4 separate regions of the Homo sapiens genome follow, and regions 2, 3 and 4 are each linked to region 1. The links are chromatin loops, found by intact Hi-C in ENCODE. Cell type or tissue: endothelial cell of umbilical vein. All regions are shown on one strand. Region 1 has its middle 18 kb from the start of ETV3. Region 2 has its middle 6.5 kb from the start of ETV3L. Region 3 holds the start of ARHGEF11 (Rho guanine nucleotide exchange factor 11). Region 4 overlaps ETV3L (ETS variant transcription factor 3 like).

Region 1 (5,000 bases):
GGGCAAGAAGTGGTGGAAGCAGGAAGGGAAGCCAGTCAGTACTGGGTACGGGAGCGGGAGGAGCCTGCTCCAGGGATGGAGATGGGCCCTTCTCCATAGGGGAGAGGAAAGAATGAAACATGTAGTAAGTGCCCACCACTTACTGGGCACTGTGTTAGGGGCTTATACACATGATCACTAATAATCCCTGTGACTCGGCGATTCAACCCCTAACTTCACTAGCAGAATGCACCTGCATCCCAGGACTTGTGGAAAAGGCTCCCATAACGTTGAGTGAAAGAAACTGGAGACAAAAGAACACAAACACTTGATTTCACATATGTGTGAATCCCAAACACATGCAAAGCCAAATCATCGTGTTCATGATGTGTGCCAAAGGGGTCAAACTCTAAACAAAAACAAGCAGAAGTTCTCTCAGGGCGTAGGCAGGGAGGCCTTGTGATTGGCAAGAGACACAGAGTGCCTCGAGGGGCCGGTGGTATCCATCTTGTGAGGTAGTGGTGCTTATGTTGGGCATTTGCTTTGTGAGAATTCATTAAGCTTTACACTTGTTTTATTATGTACTTTTCTGTCTGTTATTTTTCACATTTAAAAAGGCCTTTTAAAAGTGCCTTGTGTTTCCAATATTTTTGTTTTCTTCCTTAGGATTTATTCACAGTGAGGGTAACTGAGGCACATCATATGCATATTCTTACAGTTCTTGATACACATTATTGACAGTGTTGCATCAAATGTAATTTGTATTTCCATGACTACTGGTAAGTTAGAACATTTTCTCAAAAGTTTAACTAGCTGTATTTCAACTTTGTGAATTATCTATACATATCATTGACTATTTGTCCATTGGAGAAATCCAGTCATGTGTACGACGGCAACTGCTCAGCACTTTTGAAAGGACAGAAGGATCCACAGAGAGGAAGATACTAAAGACACTCAGAGGTCAGTGCTAACAGAGGTATCAGCAAGGCCCCCTTCTGGAGTGTGAGAGGCAATGAGCTGGTGTCCCTTCCCTCTCTGCAGCCACAGAACTGCGTGGGTCCTGCATCCACTGAAGCCGCTCAAGGAGTGGGCCCTGGGGAAGCAGAGTGAGCAGACCTCACACATGCCTGGAAGGAGCAGCTCCAGGAGGCAGCAAACCAAGGTGGAAAAAGAGCAACTGGGACCCAGCAGGGGGATGGGAAAAGCACACCGAGGGGTGTAGACAGTACCCGCAGGCAGGGTTGGGAAAGGGGCACTCCATCTGGGCCAGGAAGGAGTTTTGGAGATGGGGATGTGGGAGTTGCAGGGGGCCGCTGAAAGAACCATGAACAAATAGGAACTGTGTGGGATGGGGAAAACATCGGGCATGTTTGAGACTAGTCTGGAGACACTGGAAGAAACCACGACGGTTTTGAATGCCATGCTCGGGAGTTAAGCCTCATCTTGTAAGTCAGCATTTCCCAAAGTATCTGATGAGTCAGAATACTAATTTAGCAGGAGCTCAGCTTAAAAAGAAAAAGAAAAGAAAGGAAGGAATTTGGAAATGCAGAACCCTATGGACATACATATTGCAAAACACCATATTAAAGAATTTAAGCTGATTTTCCTACTGGACTAGAGACTATGAATATTTCAGAAGGGATCTGGTCTGTATCACTTTCCAAATTTATCTGACCTTTCCTCTCTCCTCCTTTCTCAAGAAGTATCTCTCAGAATTGATGGTCCATGGATCAGGCTGAGAATGTCTCGGTAAACTGGGTGCCAGTCTGTTGATACAGCAAAGGACGGAAGCCAGCTATATTCTGCTCTCCTCTACACGCCCTCACCTTCTTCTCACTTGCCCTACCTCAGCAGCAATGTGGTCACTTCCAATCAAACCCTATTTTTGTCACAGTAGCACAATCATACCTACATGCTAACTATGAGCTATTAGGGTGGGCCTGTCTGTCTCCAGCCCAGATCCTCTTCAGTGATATACTCATTCCCTCCACATATAATTAATGAGCTCCTACTATGTGTCAGCCACTGTCCCAGGTGCCTAAAGTATATCTATAAAGGAAGCCTACAAAACTCCCTGCCCTGATCATCCTATTAGAAGGAGAAAAGAACTTCACTGTAATCATAATAAATAAGGAAGGTGGGCATGGTGGCTCACACCTGTAATCCCAGCACTTCAGGAGGCAGAGGCAGGAGGATTGCTTGAGCCCAGGTGTTTGAGACCAGCCTGGGCAACATAGCAAGACCTCATATCTAAACAAATTAACAAATAAGGAAATGATGCAGTATGTTAGAATGTGACAAGGGCTCTGGAAAAGGTACATGGTGGTGAGGTTCTGGACCTGGAGCCAGGGGTGGCTTCAATTTTACATCAAATGGTCAGAACAGGCTGCATGAAGATGGAGAGTAGGGAAAAAACTGGAAGGAAGTAAACGAGGGCCAAGCAGGCATCTGAGGACTAGCTTCCCAGGCAGAGAAATCAGCCTATGTAAAGGCTCTCCGGTAGGACATGCTGGTGTGTTCCAGGAACAGGAGGCCAGTGTGGCTGAAGCAGATGTGAGCACAGGCAAGGCGGAAGGAAATTCCCATACCAGAGAGGTAATTTAAACCATCAGCTCCTTCCTGACCTAGAACCTCCAGATGCCAGAGCCAGAAGGGCCTTGGAGATGGCATGATAACCTACCACTCGCTGGACAGATAAGAAAATGAGATGGACAGGGTGGAGGAACTTCCCCCAAGGGGCACCAGAATAGAAAAGGACTCCTGGACAGTCCTTCTTAAATCCAGCTCTTGCTAAAGCGGATATTGCCTGGACTCTGTGCAGGGCTGTGCTCCTTCTTCCTCTGGACTCTACTAATACCACCCCCAAGTGGTAAGGGGAAAGACAGCCCCCGTGACCCCAACAGCCAGCCTCGGCGACCCAGCTTGCGGTGGCTGTCGCTACAATACTTTCCACCAGGGGGCGCTGGCCCCTTGCACAGCTTCTCCCTCCCCAGAAACTCCCGGTCCTCGGCTCTGGAGTGCTTGCGGCCCCCACCGGACTCGGACCCTGACTCCAGCCCAGTCAGTGTTTCCCACCCGTGCTTACCCCCTTTTGCCTCAGTTTCTCTCTCTTCCCTCTGCCCTGAGTATGGGGCGGGAGAGCCCAGCCCCCAAGAAGAGCCCTGAAAAAGAGACCCCAGCCTGGGTCTGAGGACAGAGGAAGGACAGGGGACGGGAAAGGTGGCCCGGGGGCAGGGTGGGCGGGGTGTGGAATGTGCAGAGTCACCAGTGTTGTCTGCCCGTCCTCCCTGGAGGCTGGCTCTTGCTGGTTCCCTGTTGTGTTGGCTGCTGAGGGGTCCCCAGGGGCCCATTTGGAGCCTGTGAAGAGGACAACCAGGGGTAAGGGCAGAGGAGAGACAGCGCGGAGATAGAGGAGCTCGTGTTGACTGTGAAGCCTTTGCTGGGCCAGAGCCCCTGGAAAAGGAGGCAGTTCCTCCACCACCCCATTCATAGAATTTATCACTTTCCCCCAGCAACGGCCCCAGGGAAGGGGAAACTGAGGCACCAGTGAAGACCAGCCTCCAGCCCCCCGCCTTTCCAGCCCCTGTATGTCTCGAAATGAGACCACGGGTGCATTGTGCCCCAAACCCACTCTTCTCTGGAGCCACAGCTGGGGTTCCCCAGAGGGCTGGAGAGGGTGGTGCTGCTGCAGGCCCCTTATCAGCCCTGAGGATGCAGACACTGTGAAGCCAGCCACGCCCACCTGCACACATGCCCAGCTCAGGAGAGGGAGACAGTCCCAAGAGCCCCCGCCCCACCATTCAACATGGTTCAGGGACAGGAAAAGCCAGGCCTGGGGGAAGTGGGCAGGGGCCTTGGCACGGCAGCTCCTTCACCACACTGCCCTCCAGCTCTCACCCTCCCCCGCCCCTCGTTTCCCTGCCCCTGACCTGCTCTCCAGGCCCAGAGACCTAAACCCCGAATCCTGATAAGTAGAGGTCAGTGGGAGTCCCCAGCTGACCAGGGAAACCAGCTCCGCCCCTGAACTTTGGTCTTGTCAGGAGCTGGACAGAGGCCAAGAGTAAGGTTTCCCCTCTCCAAGTCAGACTTCCTTCTGGCTGTAGGCTGGGGAAATCCCAGAAGCTGAGCTGCCCTGCCCCAAGGACAGGGCTGCCCAGGCCAGGGCAGGAGTGCTGCTGTGCCCTCCTGCAGGCAGAGGTGGGTAGGGGTGGAGGGCAGGCCTGAGGGGCGTCAAGGGAAGAGCTGGGGCTGTGGCCACCAAAGAGGAGGAGCTGGGAGGTGAGGGAGGGGGCTGGGGGATACCAGGGGATGAGACTGAGGAGCCAGAAACCCAAGAGAGCATTCACCCCCTCCATTCTTCCTGAGTATCAGGGTTTTATCCCTATCAGTCAGCTCAGGGGAGAGGGTGAGGGCTGGGGGCAAAGCAGAGGGAGAGGGGTGGTGGGAGACAGGGAAGACTGCTGATTTGTCTGTCAGGAACAGAGTGGGCCCTGCCAGCCCAGAAGGAAGGGACCCTGATGGGGCCGAGGTGAAGGAGGAGACAGGTGGCCAGGCCCACTGTCCCCACACACAGCTGGGAGGTGGCAGTGCTCTCCTCCCACAGCCTGAGGGCGTGGGAAGGAGGGAAATGGATGAACAAGGGACTGGGAGTGTGAGGTGTCCACATGGCACGGAGATAAGAAGGCAGCTGAGCTATGGAGCCATCCTGGGCATTAGAATGGTTATTCTTGTCCTCGTTTCCCTAGAGATCTCATCACAGGCCCCTCGCAGCAGCTGTGACTACTCCTCTTCCAGCACTCCTGCTGATGGATTAGGGGACCATGCCCAGAATCCCAGCCAAGGGCAGGAAGCCCCATCTTCCCTGCAGTGAGCAAACCCCACCCTCATTCTCATCCCTTCCTGTGCTGCTAATGCTCCCTTCCTGGCCAAAGCCAAGCCTCCTTCTCTTCCTCCTCCAAGAAGTTCCCCGAGACTGACCCTCTCCACAACTCACTCCAGGGCTCCTCATCCTCACCACCATA
Region 2 (5,000 bases), 50 kb after region 1:
CTCCAGCTTCCCTGGAAAAGCCTTTCCTGAGGTCAGTTACCCACGTCCTCCATCCCCTCCCAGAACATTCTGGATTCCTACCCCTTCTCTTGTTTGTAATATTTCCTTAGCAGGCTCTCTGATGACCCCGTCATCACTTTCTCCTGCCTGGTTTATCCCTTAGTTGGAAGTTCTTCCTGCTGTCTAACTTCAAGTCACATTAATTTTTTTAAAAAAGGAAAAAATCATTTTCTACAACTCTAAGAGGAAACAGACATAATCGCTGCTTTAAAATCCTTAGGGAAAAGAGATTAGGTAAATGATTAGTATCATTTTACTGGAGACTACGAAGAAAAGTTACAAATTGCAAAGATCCAGCACTACCATGGTGAGCAGAGCATGGTCTGGGGCTCAGAGGAGAAAACAAGGAGTGAGATGGTGTTAAGAATCAGAGATTGGGAAGGGTGTTTCTTCTGCAGATCTGGACTCCATCTCCACAGAAGTCTGCATAAAAGAAGGGCTGACAAAGTAGGAAGGGTGGACAGCAGAAGGCCTTCCCAATAGGTCAGCGTCCCTTTTCCTGGCGTTAAAGAAGGGGTAGCCCTCTCCCTAGTCTCCCGGTGGGTCAGATGTTTTAGGTCTGATCTTCCCCAGAGGCAGGCTCTGGATGCAAAGGACCCAGTGAGAGATACTCCCTCCCACCTCACCCCCAAAGAGGTGGGGGTGCAAGGGAAGGGGCTCAAGGCCGTGGTGTTGCTAGCCCCCGAAGGGTTAATGCTATTGTCTGAAAACCACATCGGCTCCCCTGGGAGCTTGGAGATCCCGCTCTCATTTTAAGTAACCCTAACGCGTGTGATGAGCGAGGAGGGGGTCGTTGCTGGGCGAGGAGAGCGCCAGAGGGAGCCAGTCGGAGGAGCACGGGGACCTGGCTGCTGATCCAAGGTAAGGGACTCCGATGGCAGGTCTGCAGCTGGGGCCAGCCGGCAGGGACGAGCCCTTCTCTGTCCACCACCTCAATGGTGGAGCCGATCGTGGGGCAATTAGGAAGGGGAGACATAAAGAGAGCTAGGCACCGGGTGGAGAGGGGAACCCAAGGGTCACACTGAAGCTGCGTGGGAGGTGGCAGGGCTCTTCCATCTAGGTATGGGACAGCCACAGAGCCAGGTGTTGGGCACTTAGGCCAGAGAGAACCCTGGCACCTGCAGAAGGACATCATAATGACAGCAGGTCCAGCCTACCAATAGGCTCTCCTCCCCCAAGATGGGGCACAGCTGGGGTCAGCTATTGGCAGATACAACTCTTGGGATGAATGGATCAAGTTGGATCCTGGGGCTGACCGAATGCTGGCCTCAGCTATCTCCCTGCCCCAGGGTTCTGTGTCTCAGGGAGCTCTCTGCTGTCATCCCTGTGGCTGAGGTTGAAGATCAGTGGGTGAGGATTGACAATCAGCTGGTGGCTACTACTGGGCAGAGGGAGGCAGGTGAGGGTGTGGACCTCATAGCATGAGGACGGGAAGGAGCAGGGGTGGGCAGAGGGCCACCAGGATTGTGCTCCCACCTGATCCGGGCTGGGGTGTTCTGAATTGAAACCTCTGATGGGATGAGAGGATTCTGCCCCACTCCTACCTCCCTCCCTTCCTCAGACTCTTGGGATCCTTTTCAAGGAACTAGAAGAAGCCTAAAGTCTGAGAACGTGAAGTCTCCTGCTTATCACGAGAGCCCCTGTGATGGTGAGGGCAGATCCAGGCTTGTGAGGCTGGAGAGACACAGAGATGATGCTCCCGTGGCAGAGAGAAGTCCTGCTCGTCTCACCAACTCCTTCCCAGTGGAGACAAGAGGAGAAGGGCTGGGGAGAGTGGTGCTGCTGTCTCGCCACCTCCGAGCCCCTTTCTGGTCCTGCCCAAGGGCAGTGGGGCTCCAGTGGGCACAGGGACCAGGGTGCATGGATGCAGCCTTCAATGAGGCTTTGGGCTTAGTGGAAGTTGAAGGTTCTTGTTAAGATTGGGGTTGGGGTTGAGGCTGGAAGTGGACATGAGGGTTGAGGGTTGGGGATTGAGTCAGAAGGTATCAGAGGCCCCCAGCTGGGGAGAATGGCCTCAGATGCCTGCTTCTCACGCTGCTGTCCTGGTCCCAGTTACTCAGCCCCATGCTGGCCCTGCCAGCTCATCCAGCTCAGCTGTTTGCTAGGAGCTTTCACTTCCTCTGCCTCTGACCTGCTCCTCTGCCACGTCATCGCCTGCTGGAGGGGATTTCTTGTCTCTGTGTTGGGGGGACAAAGGGAAGGATCAGGGGGTGTCCAGGCAGGGGGCTCCCCCAGGCACAGCTGATGGGAATGAGGTTGCCACTAGGGGAAGGTCGAGGGGCGCAGGGGGGATCTGAGGAGGAAGTAGGGGAGTGGGGTGGTGGTGCTATAAGGGCAGGGCAGGGAAGCTGGGAGGCCTGTGGTCAGTTTCCTTCTCCAAAGCATGGATGAGAGATGGGGGGCAAGAGAGGAAAGACAGACAAGGAAACAGAAAGCAACAACAGGAGACAGTGACAGAGACAGCAAAACAGAGAGCACCAGGCTGGGAAAGAAGTGTTGAGACAGGCAACACTCCAGAGGAGGGAAATGGGCATTCCAAGGGGCAGGATAGGTAGGGCAACAAAGAGAGGCCATAGGATCGGCAGACACAGGAAGTAAAGGCAGAAATGGAGAGACCAAGAGAAACTGGCAGAGGAGAGGACAGGGGAGAAGAGAGACAGGAGTGGAAAAATACATGGCAAAATCAATAATGGTGGGGAAGAAAGGCCAAGAGAAGGTTGCTGGGTGGGAAGTGGAAAGAAGGAAAAAGAATTAAAGTGGGAGGGAAGAGGAGAGAACAGTGAAGGAGCAAATGAGGTGAAGAAAGATAAACCGGTCAAACAGAGAGAAGTGGAGACCGGCCGGGGCCTGACAGGCAGAGGGATGGGTGCGGAGCTGGAAGCTGGTCTCCAGACACCCTCGTCCCTTCCCGAGCCCCTGGGTCCCTGAAGGTGTGTCAGGGGATGACCTTCCCCCGACCTTCAGCTGCCCATCGTGACAGGTCTGAGGGGCAGGGGATGGGAGTGTCTGGGTTTGGATTTCTGCTCCACGGAGTTACACAAAACTTTTAAATCCCACGGCCCCCAGGGACCCAAGAGACAAGAGTTGGAGGCATCTGCAAGGGACAGGGGGACTAAGAGGAGGGGCTGGGCAGAGATCTGAGGCTGTATGAGGGGACTGGGCAGTGACAGCAGTCGAGAGGGAGCCTGGAGGGGCGTTGAGGACTGAGGAAAGAGAAGGAGAAGCAGGACTGCTGCTGGACCCCACTCGGGGAGGCTCTCCCAGCTGTGGAGATAGAAGGAAGAGCTGAGGCTGCAGGAGGGAGACAGGGTTCGTCTGGCTGATTCCCAGCACCCAGCATCAAAAAGGGGTCCTCTCTATTGCCTGGGCAGGGAGAGAAAAGATGCCCTTGGGGTCACTGCCAGCATATCCCTTGGTCAGGGGAGAAGGAAAGAGAAGTTAAGGGGACATGAAGGAAGGGTATCTAGCCCTCTCCTTCCCCCAAATTCTCCAAGGAAAAAGGCGACTGGCTTTGACCCTCCCAGGCCCCCAGCCCCTCTTGCTCTCCTACCTAAGCAGCTTTAACTAATAGCATTAAAGCAGGTCTCAGGACTAACCACTCTCCACTTGGGGCTGAGATCAAGAGGAGAGACCAGAAGCTTCTAATCAGATTGGGGATTTGGTGTAGGGGTGGGGGATGCAGTTTGTTCAGGGCTGACGAGCACAAAATACCCCCTGGAGGTCACCAACGCAATGTCTCCAAGGGGTTTCTCCCTGCACTGTCGCTCCTCTAAGCTGGTTTCTCCACTCTGATCTTTCCATCCCCTGGGCCATATTCTGGACCTCACCTGTGTCCACAGCTTTTGATTTCTGCATCACTCTTTCTCTTTCTGATACTCTCTGATTCACTCTCTTTCTTGCTGACTCACATGGCCCATCTCTTCCCGCTGCCTTTGTATTTACACACAGTCCCATTTTCCCACTGAATCAATCAAGCAGTCACTGAAAACACTTGGTTTGTCCAATCAATCTGATTATGCAGTCAATCCACTTCAGCCCCTTAAAAGGCCCCAACAACAAAGGGACTTTTGATGCAACTTTCCACTTTGTATACATGCGGCATTGGTCTTGAACACTCTGACTTTTTTTTTTTTTTTTTTTAAGATTCTGTAGGTTCTTGTCTTTCTCATCCTTTCTGTATTGCTCTCTGCCCATTTGGCTGGCTGTCCTCTGGCTTTCTGGGGACTCTGTGGATAATTTTTCCAGCAAAGAGCCCACATGGAGGGTTTAGACTAGAAGTGCTTCCTTCAGGGCCCAGGGCCTCCCATCAGCCTCACCTCTCTGCTCTGAAGTTTCATCCTCAACTTTTCTGCCCTGATTGACTGATTACAGCTTGGAGCCTGAAGTCAGACAGACCTGTTCCCATCCAGCTCCACCACTTGGCCAGGATATTATGCAAGTCTCTTAATCTTGAGCCTCAATTTCCTTAGCATACAAAACAGATAATGCCCATCTCGAAGGGTTATTGTGAAGAGTCAATGAAGTAACATAGGAAAACATGTTAAACCCCATACTGGGAGCATGATAGGGGCTCAATTCATATTAACTAAAATCTTCAAAAGGTGACCTGTGCTTTGGACATTTCCTTTGGCTCCAAGCCCTAGCTTAAGGCTTACTCTCTACTGTTATCTTCAGCATCTGTATTGCTTTTATTAAGTAATGACCTAAAACATACATGTGTTGTAATGAACATTTACACTGGCCAAGGGGGTTAATCATATTATTAGTAATCAGAATGATGGTGTGATGACAATACTAATTGCTGGCTGCTACAACCCTTCAAGAAACACAAAGTGCTTAAGAGAAGCCACTTTGATCATTTGAGATTGGGTTATGATCCTTTTTGATTTATGGTTTTCAATACTCATTCTCCTCTAAGATCTTGCCATAGGGGGTCTTGG
Region 3 (5,000 bases), 110 kb after region 1:
CAGGCTGGTGTGCAGTGGCGCAATCTTGGCTGATTGCAACCTCTGCCTCCCGGGTTCAAGCGATTCTCCTGCCTCAACCTCCGGAGTAGCTAGGATTACAGGCGCTCCCCACCATACCCAGCTAATTTTTTGTATTTTTAGTAGAGACGGGGTTTCACCATGTTGGCCAGGCTGGTCTCGAACTTCTGACTTGAGGTGATCCACTCGCCTCGGTCTCCCAAAGTGCTGGGATTACAGGCGTGAGCCACCGCACCTGGCCAAGAAAACATTATTTTAAAATGTGTGGCAACCAGTGGTCTGTCACCACAGAGCAGTGTCCACATTTGAGAGCATCATTTTTGCGGGTAGTATGGGAAAGAAAGACACAATTAAGTCAGCAACAATCTAGACTGTGCTTCAAATGCTGGGCAGATCACCTGTTTTGGGGAGTTCTGGCCTAGGGGTTGGTGGAGACAGGGTGAAGGAAGCAGGTTCTTTTATTTGCCAACCTATACCTGATATACATTAAAGGGAAAGTTCCTGGTTCATAGTAGGTCTTCAACTGATGCTTATTCGTTTCTTTTTCCTCTTGCAATTTGCATATCTACCACTTCTAACACTGGTGAGGTCACTCCAGAGCTCACGAATGTGTATAGATAATTTACATATACATATCCACCCCCTCCCAGAACAATCCAGGTAGTGTGAAAGGAGAGAACTTATGCAAACACCCCACTGCCTGCAGAGTATTTTACAATGGCATTTACCTAGGCAAGAAGGCAAAGTCCACTCCCCAATCCTAGTGAGAGTTTTTTTATTTTAATAATTTTTTAAAAAAAATTTTATTATTATTAGTTTTTTGAGACGGAGTCTCGCTCTGTTGCCCAGACTGGAGTGCAGTGGCGCAATCTCGGCTCACTGCAAGCTCCGCCTCCCGGGTTCAAGCGATTCTCGTGCCCTAGCCTACCGAGTAGCTGGGATTACAGGCACGCGCCACCACGTACGGCTAGTTTTGTATTTTTAGTAGAGGGGGGGGGTTTCACCATGTTGGCCCAGGATGGTCTCGAACTCCTGACCTCAGGCCCCGCCTCGGCCTTAATGATTTTTAATCATAACGCTCGGCACCTTCTGACAAATGTCACGTTACTTGTAAAGATTTAGAAACTGTGATTCTATGAGAGGGGGTTATGAAAATAGAATTGCTCTGGAAAGGCTCTTCCATAGAGTTCAAAGACACTTCACACAGCCTGCTATTAAGATGCCCAACCCAACCCGAGAGGAAACAGCGAAGGGTCTTCCCCCTAAGTCGGTGGTATTAGAAGTGGGAAGGACCACAGAAACGGGAGGAAACAGTTAAAAGAACTGACACCACGAAGGAGGCCGCAACAAATGTTTGAAAAATAAGATCAGAAGAGAGGTGGAGAGAGGGTGAGCCGCAGCTGCGGGCGCCGGGGTAATGCCGGTGGACGCAAAGAGGTAAACCTGCACCCGTGGGCAGGGGCACGGGGCGCGGGCACGGTGGCTGGGCGGGCAGGGGGTAGGAAACAAAGGTCGGCTCCCGAGCAGAAGTCAATAAAAGGGGGAAAAGCAGCCGAGGAAAAGCGGCGAAAAGGCGGCAGGGGTGGCGGTGGCGGTGGCGGCGGCGGGGACGGCGCGCGGTGCCTGGCGGGGTCAGGGCCGGGGTCGCCCGCGGGCCGGGCCGGGGATCCGGCTGAGATGGGAACCCGCTAGGCCGCGCCGAGGGGCAGGGCCGGCGACTGAGGGGCCGCAGAGGGGACCGGCCGAGGAGCGACGGCAAAGGGTTGTGGGGGGCAGGGCGCGCAGGGAGGCCGGGACAGGGGCGGGCCGGTCGGCGGGAGTCGCGGCCGCGGGAACCGAGGCAGGGAAAGGCGGTCAGCTTCCCGCCCCCGCCCCCGGCCGCCGCGGCGTGAGGGGAAAGGCCGGCGGGCGGCGGGCAGCGCAGCGAGGAGGAGGAGCCTGCGGCCCCGCCCCGCGGGAGCGAGGGAAGGAGAAAGGCTCGCAGGGAAGGAGGGAGGGAAGGGGGGCGGCCGGCCGGGCCTGCGCCCGAGCGAGCGGCGAACCGAGGGGGAAGGGGCCCGGAAGGAGGCGAGCGCGGCCGCGACGCCGGCAGTCGGACGCCCGCTCGTGCCGGCCTGCCGCAGCCGCCGCAGCCTTCCCTGTGCGCCGAGCCTGGCGTCCCGAGCGGCCGCGAAGGCCGGAACACGGCGGTCGGGCGCGGGGCGAGCGGCGCCGGGAGCCCGAGGCCCGGCCGGGCGTCCTGCGCGAGGCACTGCGGGCTCCTGCCTGCGAGATTAGGCGAGGGGCGGAAAGGGAGGCAAGGAGAGGCCGAGAGGAGACAGGCGATCGGATTTTCCAGGAGTCTGGTGTGGAAGAAAAACCCACCTCGAACTCAAATCCACAATAATAATCCGAACGAATAATAAGGGAGCCGTCTTTCTGGCCGGGCGAGAGAGAGGGAGAGAGAAGGGGGAACGGGAGGAAGCGAAATCTCCGTTTCATGGAGGCTGAGGCAAGAGAAAATTTCGGAGCCTGGATGTGGAGGAGCCCAACAGCAGAACTAACTCAGGAAATTGTCTTTCAGAAAAAGGCCGAACGTAGGCTGGGTCTGAGAATCAGGCTGGGGTAGGTGGAGGAACCTGCAAGTTTAAAGGAAAAAGAAAAGGAGAGAATATTTTCAGAGATTATCTCTGGTTTGTTATCATTACTACCATCTTAAAGGTAAAAAGCATTGCATTTCAGGTGTTCTTTGATTTTTATTTTATTTTTTTTTTTGGTGCAATTGGCTCATTTAAGAATTTCAAAACATTTAATGTAAAAGCTTTTTTTTTTTTAAGGAAGTCCATAAATTTTGGTTCCCAGGGTTGCACTGGACTTGGAAGGAGTGCTGTTGTGTACATACTATTGTATGGTTTTATTTATTATTTTACTGTACAAATCAGCCGAAAGAATTTTTCCAAGTGCCATTTCGGATTTATTAATCCTTTTTTTTTTCCTTTCCTCAAAGATATTTGCTGTTGTCATATTAAGCATTGGAGACTAGAAAATTACTTTCCCCCTTTGAGCTAGAGGGTCTCTTGCCAACAGAAGGACAGCTGAGAAAGCTGGATTTAAAGGATGGTTTTATCTGTACTTTGCAGTTAACAGTGATATTTTGAAGGCACATTTTTCTGTGATTCATTTTTTTTTGGCCATAGTGCTAACCTTGAAGAGATTCGTGGCTGGGTTTTTGGTTTCTGAGAAGGTCGTAGTTTTTCCTCTTTTCCTTTTTTTTTCTTTTTTCTTTTCTTTTCTTTTTTTTTAAAGCGGGGGAGGGGAAGAGGGGCTGAGAAAGGAAATCATGTTCACTGGTAGAAGTAGAGTGGAGCATCAGTTACCAGGGTCCTGAGAGCTGGAGGAGAAAGGATTCTATCTTCAAGTTGGGAGGCCCTCCTCTCACCTTGCTCAAAAATTGCAAGCGATTCAATCCTGATCAAGACACCAAAGCTACAGGATTCTGGAACCGTGGAGACACCGAGAAACCATGAGTGTAAGGTTACCCCAGAGTATAGACAGGTAGGTTTGCTAATAATTTGATTTTTCAACATTGACTAAAGGAAAGACTGGGAGGGGTGGTGTTGCATTTTAATAAATGGTTGAAAATAGGGGTCTGGGTGGGCTATGGGAATTGGTGGGCTAGGAGCATTAGTCTCTGGGGACTGTCAGCCTATGTGGTTATGTGCAAAAACATAGCTCTTGATTCAGCGTCTTTTGAATATAAGCAATAAACAGTGAAGCCAGGAGAGGGAAAGGAGGAGGATGTGCTTCCAGTGGCTTTTGACTTTTGCCAGGGTAGAGGCTGAATTTGAGTCCACCCAACTTGCTAGTCTCAGGTGGGGGCAAGCCAGTCTTGTGAGCTCCTAGGGTTGCACTAGGGGGACTGGCTTTAGGTGTTGGAGCTGCTGGGAGAAGGGCCCTGGCAGAGGCGTGGGCCTCCACCAGGCTGGTTGGTATGGAATGGTGGGGCTTGGTGACGGGGTGGATCCCATTTCTAGAAATGAAGAGGATGTTCTTGGCCTGAATGATGGGACAGAAACATCCTTTGCACCCATGCAAGTCTGGATTTTTACCAGTAGCTGACATGGTCCCAAAATGCATAGATCACATTAGAATTTCCTCTCCTCCAAGCTTAGAGTTTGAATTGAGACCTGCCAACCGGCTGATGCTCTAGGTTTAATCTTCCAAGCTGTTCTTAATAAGCTTGACTCTGCAAAATGGGCCTTCCCTCTGCCTGGAGCCAGAAGAAATTGTTTTGGGCTCGTAGGCCTGCTGGGCAGCAGCACTGGCCCTCAGAGTCTGAACACATGACACCCCTTGCCCCAAGAGTCTGCCCAGCCACCTCTATCACTGGTAATGTTACTGTGTGGTTGCAATTCTTACCTCCAAATGATTGGTACAACTTTGTAAGGTGTCTGCCTTTTCCTTCCCTCCCCTACCCCTCCTCAACGCTTCTCCCCATGAGAACCTTGCTGTGGGGGGTGTGTTTTGTGGGCACTGCACACATCCTAACTGGATAGATGGGTGGTTGAAGGACTGAACAAGCAAATGAAAGGACTGGGCCTGGAAAAAAATATTATTGGAGAGATAGGGAAGAATATTTGCAAGGGAGCAATTGTTCCCTCCATGCCCAGTCCACCTTCGGTTATCCATGCTAATAATAATTTCCTTTTGGTTGTGGAATGTGGCCTAAAATGCATATAATCTCTCTCTCTCAAGCACTAATCTCTGTATTGCCTCAGAGTCCCATTTAGATTAGTTCAGCAGTCCCTAGATGGGAACTGACTTGGCAGTGGAGAAGAGGAGGCAGACAGCCACAAAGGATGTACGGCCAGTTCAGACCTCCTTCCTCCTTTCTGTTGGCCTCTCTGCAGTTTGACCCTTGGAAAGGGAGAACTGAGGTGTGTCAAGGTGAGGAATTGGAATGGTTTACATGGCTGCCCTTCTTCCCTTTTCATCCTCTTGGA
Region 4 (5,000 bases), 66 kb after region 1:
ATTAGCCAGGCATGGTGGCACACGCACCTGTAGTCCCAGCTACTCAGCAAGCTGAGGTGGGAGGATCGTTTGAACCCAGGTGGGGTTCAAGCCTACACTGCAGCCTGGGTGACAGAGAGAGACTCTCTCTCAAAAAAATAAGACAGAAAGAAAAGGAAGGGCAGTGGGGCGAGGAAGAGACTTCCAAGCAAGAAACAAGAAGGGCTGGGAAATGGGAGGAGCAAGGAGCATCTGCGAGAGGTTGGGCTCCCTTGACCCTTTCTCTCTTTCTTTCTCTAGGACTTGGCTCTGCCCCAGGCCCCTGCCGGCTGGGCCTTTGCTGCCATTTGGGGAGCGTCCAAGGCGAGCTGCCTGGTGTTGCCTCCTTCACTCCTCCCCTCCCGCCCCCTCTGCCCTCCAACTGGACCTGTCTCTCGGGGCCCTTCTTGCCTCCTCTCCCGTCAGAGCAGCAGCTCCCAGGGGCTTTTAAGCCAGACATCCTGCTCCCAGGACCTAGGAGCCTCCCAGGGGCCTGGCATTTTCCAGGGCTTCCTCTCTTGGCAGGGCTGGGACAGGGTGCGGGTGAGAGGCTTTGGCTCTTGTCCCTCAGGCCCGAGGGGCTGGAAGTAAAGCCTGCTCCCATGATGGAGGCAAAGGGAGGCCTGGATCCCAGGGAGGTCTTCTGCCCAGAGACCCGCAGACTCAAAACTGGGGAGGAAAGCCTTACTTCCCCCAATCTGGAGAACCTCAAAGCAGTGTGGCCCTTGGATCCTCCTTAACTAGAGAGGAAGGTGGGAAGTTGGGGAGGAGTCCTCCAAAGTCCATCTCTCCTCTTGCCCACCGCCTCTGGGTTAGCCCCTTCCCCTGGCTGGACATGGGCTGAAATTGCAGGATTTGAAGGGGTGGAGTTGGACCCAAGGTGGGGAGCATTGCAGGGAAGGTGTGAATGTGGAAATGGGAAAAACCAAGACAGGGTGCCCCTCCTCTTTCACCATATTGCTAAGCAGACTAAGGGGACATTCCTAATCTCAACTTTTCTTCAGGGAGACGAGAATAAAGTTTCTATAATTTCCATCCTGCCCACATAAGGGGGAAAATTAAGGGTCTAGCCTGGGGAGAGGACAGGGGTGGTTGTGTTCCCTGAGTCTTGTCTGGGGCCCATCTCCCCATTCCAGGCTAAGGTCTCCAGTCCCTTTCTCACCCCTCCATGCAACTTCTCTCCCATCCCTCTGATTTCTGAGACCCTGGAAACCCCTGTCCCATGCAGGCACTTCCTCCTCTCTCCATTTCCCCAGGACCCAGGCAAGTGGGGTGGGGAGACACTGGCCTTCTCTGCTCTGTAATACTCCACTGTGACCATGAATAAAATGCCCTTGCAAACTGTCCTCTGGCTGACCACCCCCCCCTGCAGTGGACCCCCATCCTCCCACTGTGCTCCTCCTGCGTTCTGGACTGGTGTGATGGGAAAAGGCCCGAACAGGAGTTTGGAGGAGGACCTGAGGCCTGGAGTGGAGCTACACATCCCACCAGCCAGTCTCTTCCCTCCTGCCAGCATCTCCTCTCAGACAGAAAGGCTGGAAGGAAGCCAGGGCATGAGGAGCTTCCTGGGCACAGTGGGAAACCCGCCTCAAGGGAGGAACTTCAGACTACAGCAGGGGTCCTTAAAGAACGGCCCTCAGATCCCTGTGGACCACCTTGGAGCAGAAGGGTTGGGTGAGGAGGAGGAGGAGGATGCTGTCAGGGGCCCCTTTTCCTCTACACCCCAGGCCCTAAGAATGCCAAGCAGAGCAGCAGTGAGGCATCAGGTGCCTGGAAAGTAGGGGACATGTGACAGAGAGGGTCTTTTGCCCAAACAAGGACATGCCAACAGAGAGGGGTGCCCCAGGAGCCATGACTGTTGATCCCATCACCCTACTGTCTCTAGGCTGCCAATTACAAGCCTAGGATTTGTCCCCACTCCCTTTCTATGACATGGAGCATGGACTCGTGTGGCACAGAGGGCCCCTTTACTCAATGTTTGTCCCTGTTCCTCAGCCCCAGGAGTTGGTGCATCCTTCTCAAGGACGCCCTGAGCACGTGCTTCTGCAGCCTCTCAGCCCTTCTTAGTGGCATATGCATGGCCACAGGGCCACACATGGAACTGGGAAAGGAGAGACCCAGAGTGGGGCAGGATGGGCCCTCGCTCCTCAGGAAGGTGGTGATGGACACAGCACACAGGTCCTGGGTTTCCAAGCTGGATCTAGGCCAGGAGAAAGGATCTATGAGAGTTCTTCATCTCAGTCTCCCTCCTTCATGTCAGATGCCAAGAAAGTGGGGACCACAGAGTTTCTCTCCTGAGAGTTCCCAGCGCTACAATGAAAACTGCTTCTCACTTGCCCCCAAAGCCACAGGCCCATCCCTGGCCCTGCAGGAAGGACGAGCTCCCAGGGGCTTTCCCATCACCCTGCCCAGTTTTGGGAGACAAAGAGCTAGTGTTGTCTGCTCCAGCATAAGGAACTGGATGGTTTTGTCATGGGGTTTGGGCCCTGTTCAGAGAGACCAGCTCCTGGGACAGAATTGTTCTCCTTCATGGGGATCTTCACATGCCCCTCTGCCAGACCCCACTGCCTCTTCAGTGCTTTGTGGTATCTGTGACCCTCACGTCTCAGGCAATGGGAAATGCCTCGAGGTCACTCTTCTAAAATTTCTCTTTGGAGTAGGTGAAACTGGGAGACTAAAAGCTCAGCCCCGGAGGACTTACATTTCCAGATGGTGCACTCTGCGTCTAGGCAATAGATTCGAGTGGAGCAGACTTTTTCAACCTTGGCACTGTTGATATTTTCGGCTGCATAATTCTTTGTTGTGGGCGGCTGTCCTGTGCATTCCTGGGCGTTTAGCAGCATCTGGGGCCCCTACTCAGTAGATTCCAGGAGCACCCTCCCCCACCCGGTTAGGACAACCAGACTGTCTCCAGACATTGGTAAATGTCTCCTGGGGAGAGGGGAGAAACTGCTCCCAGTGGAGAACCACTTAAGTAGAGAAAGGCTTCAGCAAATCCAGATGTTCTGGCAAAGATGGGAACCAGGTTCCTCGGACTCAGAAGACTGTTGGTCTCCACAAGGCAAGAGTGCCCTCTGGTGGCCAGAGTCAGTACCGGCGGTCGAGAGGAGCTCAGAGCCCCGGCCTAGGCTGGGTGCAGAGCCCACAGCCGACTCTGAGGTGAAGGGGTGATGCCCACCTTGGAATCCTCTGAGAGGAGGAAGAGAGTTGCAGAATAAAAGCATTTTGTGAGAACCTTCCCATTTCAAACCCCCTTAGCAAATCATGGACTATCCACCAAAGGCGTATAGGTCTAACGTAGCAACACACTCTGCAGCCTGTTTGTTTCTGGTGCAACCAGGTGACAGCACATCCTCTGGCCATCTGTGACTGTGACTGTCAGCCTCATCTGGGGATAGAATGCTGTGGATGCTCAGTCTTCTTCCAGGACAGTGGACACCGGGCCGAGACACAGCAGAGTCAGCTCACCTGCCAGCCCTGCTCCTGGGCACTCGGCTCCACCGTACCAAAGGCACGTGCAGATACACACCTGGGCCTCGGGAGTTTCAGGGAGTCAGGCTCCCGGGCTGCACTGTTAGGAATCAGAAGGGACCTTTGAGAGCATCAAGTTCAAGTCCCGTAACTTCACAGGCCCAGAGAGAAGAAGGTACTTGTTCAAAACCAAACAAGAGAAGAATCAAATGTAGAACATACATTTCCTAATTATCACTTAATGTTCTTTCCATTTCACCATGACCACTCAATTACAGAATTGAAAATCCCTTAGAAATGAGTATATATGTGAAGAGAAAAGTTTTAAAATTTATTCCTGAGTGATTATTTATTTATTCGTTTGTTTATTTTGAGACACGATCTCACTTTGTCTCGCAAGTTGGACTGCAGTGGCATGATCTCGGCTCACTGCAACCTCCATCTCCTGCGTTCAAGTGATTCTACCACCTCAACCTCCCAAGTAGCTAGGATTACAGGCGTGGGCCACCATGCCAGGCTAATTTTTGTATTTTTACAAATACAAAATTTGTCTCAAACTCCTGACCTCAGGGGATCTGCCCACCTTGGCCTCCCAAAGTGCTGAGATTACAGGCGTGAGCCACCGTGCCCGGCCCGCCTTGGAGATTTAAAAACAAAAACAAAAGCAAAGTATTTGCTGTCCTGAGTTGTTGGTGAGAGTGAGGACAATCCCCGTCCTCCCCCTTTCATTCCCTAATGAAGACCCTGACCCAGGGGGAAGAAAAAAATTCAAGCACCATATAAATATTTTATACATAAGATTTCAGTGCTCCACATCTTGTCCCACGGGAAAGTCTTCAGGGGCCATAACATGCATGGAGCTGTCATCTGCTATAACAACGCCTTCTTCTGGAATACCTCGTGAATGACCTGCCTGAGGCAATCCTGATTGTGCCCAAATAGACATGGATAATACTATACATGCTGCTCCATAACACAATATTTCATGGATGTCTTCCCAATTAAATATATAAAAATAAACAGTCATGCATTGCTTAATGACAGGGATACATTCTGAAAAAATGCATTGTTAGGCAATCTTTGAACAAACATCATAGGGTATATTTACCCAAACCTAGATGGTACAGGCTTCCACACACCTAGGCTGCACATGGCCTATTGCTCCTAGGCTACAAACCTTACAGCATGTTACTAAATACCATAGGCAGTTGTAATACAATGATAAGTACTTGTGTATCTAAACACAGAAAAGATACAGTAAAAATACAGCACAAGAGGTAGAAAATGGTACACCTGTAGAGCACATTTTGCCATGAATGGAGCTTGGAGGACTGGCAGTTGCTCTGGATAGGTCGGTGAGTGAGTGTTGAATGAATATGAAGCCTGAAGATATTACTGTACACTGTATAAACACTATACACTTAGGCTACACTCAATTGATTTAAAAGATTTTTTTCTGCAATAATAAACTAACCTTAGCTTACTGTAACCTTTTTACTTTTTATTTTATT

Evidence for each region. Peaks named below come from ENCODE experiments on the same cell type or tissue, not always from the same donor. Only the 100,000 strongest peaks of a DNase experiment are listed, where the experiment ranks them.
Region 2: it touches region 1 in a loop (5-fold over the local background); 99 of 110 quality-filtered maps call a loop at or near these places.
Region 3: a loop joins it to region 1, with 11 times the contacts of the local background. A loop is called at or near these places in 2 of 110 quality-filtered maps.
Region 4: a loop joins it to region 1, with 22 times the contacts of the local background. A loop is called at or near these places in 108 of 110 quality-filtered maps.

What each region holds. Positions count from the first base shown.
Region 1 is chr1:157,154,132-157,159,131 of GRCh38, reverse strand. No RefSeq gene overlaps it. Among named protein-coding and RNA genes, the nearest start is that of ETV3, 18 kb to the right of the region's middle. RefSeq lists an enhancer at 1,167-1,678 and a silencer at 4,681-4,975. In endothelial cell of umbilical vein, a CTCF peak has its summit at 2,905 (motif pointing right); DNase peaks (open chromatin) are centred at 2,961 and 4,031; H3K27ac peaks cover 993 bases; H3K27me3 peaks cover 501 bases.
Region 2 is chr1:157,103,795-157,108,794 of GRCh38, reverse strand. No RefSeq gene overlaps it. Among named protein-coding and RNA genes, the nearest start is that of ETV3L, 6.5 kb to the right of the region's middle. RefSeq lists enhancers at 2,111-2,330, 2,525-3,486. In endothelial cell of umbilical vein, no CTCF peak of the experiment used is centred here; a DNase peak (open chromatin) is centred at 2,144; H3K27ac peaks cover 516 bases.
Region 3 is chr1:157,042,851-157,047,850 of GRCh38, reverse strand. ARHGEF11 (Rho guanine nucleotide exchange factor 11) reads left to right here and starts at 2,109. Exons shown (of 41, transcript NM_198236.3): 1 at 2,109-3,552. The coding sequence starts at 3,521. RefSeq lists a silencer at 1,899-2,198. In endothelial cell of umbilical vein, no CTCF peak of the experiment used is centred here; DNase peaks (open chromatin) are centred at 1,990 and 2,400; H3K4me3 peaks cover 2,496 bases; H3K27ac peaks cover 736 bases; H3K27me3 peaks cover 363 bases.
Region 4 is chr1:157,088,407-157,093,406 of GRCh38, reverse strand. It overlaps ETV3L (ETS variant transcription factor 3 like), which reads left to right. Exons shown (of 5, transcript NM_001004341.2): 5 at 280-1,364. The coding sequence ends at 758. Among named protein-coding and RNA genes, the nearest start is that of ETV3L, 8.9 kb to the left of the region's middle. RefSeq lists an enhancer at 3,387-3,908. In endothelial cell of umbilical vein, a CTCF peak has its summit at 3,096 (motif pointing left); a DNase peak (open chromatin) is centred at 3,086.